Linked DNA regions of Homo sapiens: region 1 is linked to region 2. Evidence: chromatin loops called from intact Hi-C (ENCODE). Cell type or tissue: MCF 10A. All regions are shown on one strand.

Region 1 (2,500 bases), 74 kb after region 2:
CTCAGATTCAACCTAATCACTTAAGTTTTTGTTTTTTAGGGAGGTTATTTATGATAAGACACAAGATTCACTCACAGATTTGAAGCTGAACAGTTAAGCCTTGAAAAAGTCCTCTGGCCCTTGGCCATTGGGGCTTGCTTACCATCCCCTGCCTTTGAATTTCTGCCTGTTGGCATCATCCTCTCAGACCAGCTTTGAAGACATAGCTGCCTTGGGCACACATCCTTGCAGCTCTCTGACTAGAGAAAAAAGGAATATCTTTCTTCCGCTTGAGTCTGAAAATGAGTGGTAAAAAGACACTGAATGACCTGGGCGGGACTTTGTGCCTATCTAGAGACCAGTCAATGTGCCCAGAAGAAAGAAGAACACTGATTAACTCAACTTGAGCATGTGCCATACCTCTGAAGTACTTCATGATTAGTAGCCCCCACATGGTTTTAAGGAGCATTTGCCAGAAAAAAAAAAATGCCTGTTCTGTACAGACAAAAGGTTGAATGCCCCTCTATAGGCCACCGCACCTGGCCTCAGGTGCTTTTTGAGTGGACTGAACTTCACGATCATTACCTCACATCCTCACATCACAGGTCAAATCCTGTCTCCTTTCTTGATGACTTCATTCATTATGAGAAAAGGTTCATGGAGCGCCTACCATGTGGTAGGCATTGCTAGGTTCTGGAGACATCCATTTACTCATTCAGTCAGTCAGCAATTTTTATTCAGAGCTTTCTGTGCCAAGTACTATGCTAAGTTGCTGGGGGACACAGCAGTGAGGAAGACAGATGAGATCTCTGCCCTCTCAGAACTTGTGTCATGTCGGCCAGGCGTGATGGCTCATGCCTGTAATCCCAACACTTTGGGAGGCTGAGGAGAGTAGATCACCTGAGGCTGGGAGCTTGAAACTAGCCTGGCCAACATGGCGAAACCCTATCTCTACTAAAAATACAAAAAATTAGCTGAATGTGGTTGCACATGCCTGTAATTCCAGCTACTCAGGAGGCCGAGGCTGGAGAACTGCTTGAACCTGGGAGACAGAGGTTGCAGGAAGCCAAGATCACACCACTGCACACCAGCCTGGGCAACAGAGCGAGACTCTGCATCAAAAAAAAAAAAAAAAAAAAAAAAAAAGCAAAATTTATGTGGGGACAACAGTTAATAAACAAGTAGATAAATGAAACAATTACAGATTGTGAGAAGAAATGAAGAGATGAAAAGCGTACCTTATTCAGAGAATGATGAGGGTGGGCATGGGGGAGGGTGTCTGCTTGGGTGGTGAAGGCCAGGCTCTCTGAAGAGCTGATACTGGAAAACTTAACCAACCCATGTGTCCTCCTTTTGAAGCCCTCACAGGCCTTGGCATAGAGGCTGAGCACATGAAGATCTGCTAAAGTGAATGGGAAACTAGGGAAATGAAAATAAATATCTAGCTTAGTGTAAAAGTAAGGAAATATTTTTTGAAAATTGAAACCTGTTGGGTAAAGGTCATGCTCTCTTAGAGCTTTTGAAAAAAAACACATCATTTAACAGTCATTAAGAAAAAATGTGTGACCACAGGAACTGCAGAGTTCATAGGTTTCAATACATATTTCAAAACAAGCCTCAGAAATAACAATCCAATGTGTCATTGCTATACAACTCCTTGAAAAATAAATCCACAACAAAAGGAAAAAAATAAGACTATTTTGCAGTCCAGATATCTAAGTATTAAAGAACTTATAGGAGCCTCTGAAAATCCAGTAGGCATGTTTATGTCTTTATGATGATCTTCTCCCCTGGATAAATTTGTTTTTAGAAAGAACTAAAAACTTCTATTTTGAGATTGCTCTGTACACATGCATGATATTTGACCATGTAGAGTCATGAACATGCTCTGTCTATACATTCACATACATAAAGACAGGGGGATGTGGAAAGGATATGGATTTAGTCAGATAGAATTGGGTCCCAATTCTGGTTCCAGTACTTTTTTTTTTTTTTGAAACGCAGCTTCACTCTGTCATCCAGGCTGTATTGCAATGGTGTGATCTCAGCTCACTGCAACACCCGCCTCCCAGGTTCAAGCGATTCTCCTGCCTCAGCCTCCTGAGTAGCTGGAATTGCAGGCACCCACTGCCACACCTGGCTAATTTTTGTATTTTTAGCAGAGACGGGGTTCACCATGTTGGCCAGGCTGGTCTTGAACTCCTGACCTCAGGTGATCCACCAGCCCCAGCCTCCCAAACTGCTGGGATTACAGGCATGAGCCACCGCGCCCGGCCTGGTTCCACCACTTATTAGCTGTGTGATTTTGAACAAGTTATTTGACTTTTCCAGGCCTCATTTCTCATCTGTGAAATAGAGGTAATAATAACTTCACAGGGTTTTCTGAAGTTTTCATTAAATCAGATGTGTTGAATGCTAGGTAGATGTATTGAATGTGAAACAGAGGCAAACCCTAATGAATGGTATTTATTCATTTATTTAAGATTTACTTATTTACTAGGCCTGGACAAGACATAATCTC
Region 2 (2,500 bases):
ACTATCAAAGTTGTAAATATACATGCCCTTTCGCCTAGTAATTTCATTGCTAGGTATCGTTCATATATAATAAAATGTATGTGCAATGTATAAGGATATGTAGTGTAGGCTGGGCGCAGTGGCTCACGCTTGTAATCCCAGCACTTTGGGAGGCTGAGGCAGGTGGATCACGAGGTCAGGAGATCGAGACCATCCTGGTCAACACGGTGAAACCCCGTCTCTACTAAAAAAAATACAAAAAATTAGCTGGGCATGGTGGTGGGTGACTGTAGTCCTAGCTACTCGGGAGGTTGAGGCAGGAGAATGGCGTGAACCCAGGAGGCGGAGCTTGCAGTGAGCCAAGATCATGTCACTGCACTCCAGCCTGGGCAACAGAGCGAGAATCTGTCTCAAAAAAAAAAAAAAAAAAGGATATATAGTGTATTTATAATAGCAAAACACCTCAAAGCATCTTAAATACATCTGAAAAATGGATTGGCTAAGTCAGTCATGATACAACCATTCAATGGAATCCCCTGCAACTGCTATAAAGAATGAGGTAAATACAGAGGTTCTAATATGAAAATATGACCAAGACATTGCAAGTGAAAAAACAAGATGGAGAACAATGTGTGTAGCCTGCCTTTATTTGTGTGTCTTTTTAAAAGTGAAATTATACTTCTATGTGCATAGAAAAATTCTGGAAGAATACTATTTGGCTATTTGACCACGAGAATGTGTAATTTTTATAATTAAAAAACATTTATTGCTCTCACTGAAAATTAATACAATTCTTTGGTAGAATGTTTAGAAGACATAGAAGTGTATAATGGCCAAGGCATGGTGGCTCATGCCTATAATCTCAGCACTTTGGGAGGCTGAGGCAGGAGGATCACTTGAGTCTAAGAGTTTGAGACCAGCCTGGGCAATATAGTGAGACCCGTCTCTACAAAAAAATATAAAAAGTACCTGGGCATGGTGGTGCACACCTGTGGTCCCAGATACTCAGGTGGCTGAGGTGGGAGGATTGCTTGAGCTGGGAGGTAGAGGCTGCAGTGAGCCATGATCGCACCATTGCACTCAGCCTTGGCAACAGAGTGAGACCCTGTCTAAAAAAAAAAAAAGAAAAGAAGAGTATAATGGTAAAAATGAGAATTACCCAGCTAAAACAGGAATTACTCAAAAACAATTTGATGTTTTTCCTCTGGTATTTGTTCCGATGCACATATACTTGTAACTGCCCAAGGGGTTCACCTTGCCCTCTGCTTAGACAGAGCTCATTCATCAAGATGAGAATTGCAATAGAGAAAGAGTAACTCACGCAGAGCTGGTTGTGCAAGAGACCAGAGTTTTATTATTACTCAAATCAGTCGCCCGAGCATTCAGGGAGCAAAGTTTTTAAGGATAACTTGGTAGGTCGGGGAGCCAGTGAGCCAGGAGTGCTGATTGGTCAGGATGAAATCATAGGGAGTGGAAGCTGTCTTCTTGCACTGAGTCAGTTCCTGGGTGGGGGCCACAAGATTAGATGAGCCAGTTTATCGATTTGGGTGGTGCCAGCTGATCCATCAAAGCTAAGTCTGCAAAATATCTCAAGCACTGATCTTAGGAGCAGTTTAGGGAGGGTCAGAATCTTGTAGCCTCCAGCTGCATGACTCCTAAACCATAATTTCTAATCCTGTGGCTAATGTTAATCTAGTCCTCAGACAAGAAGGAGGTCTGCTTTGGGAAAGGGCTGTTACTGTCTTTGTTTAAACTATAAACCGCAAAGTTTCTCCCAAAGTTAGTTCAGCCTATGCCCAGGAATGAACAAAGACAGCTTGGAGGTTAGAAGCAAGATGGAGTCGGTTAAGTTAGATCCCTTCCAGTGTCTCAGTCATAATTTTGCAAAGGCGGCTTCACGTTGTCCAGGAAACAGGGGTAAGAAGTAGTCTGGGCCAGGTGCAGCAGCTTATGCCTGTAATCCTAGCACTTAGGGAGGCTGAGGTGGGAGGATCACTTGAGGTCAGGAGTTCGAGACCAGCCTGGCCAACATGGTGAACCCCTGTCCCCACTAAAAACACAAAAATTAGCCGGGTGTGGTGGTGCATGCCTGTAATCCCAGCTACTCGGGAGGCTGAGGCAGGAGAATCGCTTGAACCTGGGAGGCCGAAGTTGGAGGTTGCAGTGAGCCAAAATCCCGCCACTGCACGCCAGCCTGGGTGGCAGAGTGAAACTCTGTCTCAAATAAAAAAAAAAAAAAAGAGTGGTCTGGGTAAACCACTGAGCACATTTCAAAGACTGCCAGTGGTGGGCCTCCTAAAGGAAAGAAACACTCCTAAATAAACTGCGCTTCTTTCATAAAGAAGCATGGGCTTTTCTGAGCTACTGGGTTAGTTGGTTTTTTTACTTACTGGGTTCTTCATTTTTTTGTTGTTTTTTTGTTTTTTTTTGCTTTGAGTTGTGAGTCAAGTCCAGATATTACTGTATTGTCCACATATCTATTCAAGTGATAGGTTTTAAATTACTGTGCTAATATGATAAA

What was found. Hi-C counts contacts between places; a loop is a spot of excess contacts. Peaks named below come from ENCODE experiments on the same cell type or tissue, not always from the same donor. Only the 100,000 strongest peaks of a DNase experiment are listed, where the experiment ranks them.
Region 1: a loop joins it to region 2, with 10 times the contacts of the local background. A loop is called at or near these places in 6 of 110 quality-filtered maps.

The regions. Positions count from the first base shown.
Region 1 is chr1:178,683,348-178,685,847 of GRCh38, forward strand. No RefSeq gene overlaps it. Among named protein-coding and RNA genes, the nearest start is that of MIR4424, 6.8 kb to the left of the region's middle. RefSeq lists an enhancer at 624-1,823. In MCF 10A, no CTCF peak of the experiment used is centred here; a DNase peak (open chromatin) is centred at 1,534.
Region 2 is chr1:178,609,513-178,612,012 of GRCh38, forward strand. No RefSeq gene overlaps it. Among named protein-coding and RNA genes, the nearest start is that of MIR4424, 67 kb to the right of the region's middle. In MCF 10A, no CTCF peak of the experiment used is centred here; a DNase peak (open chromatin) is centred at 1,329.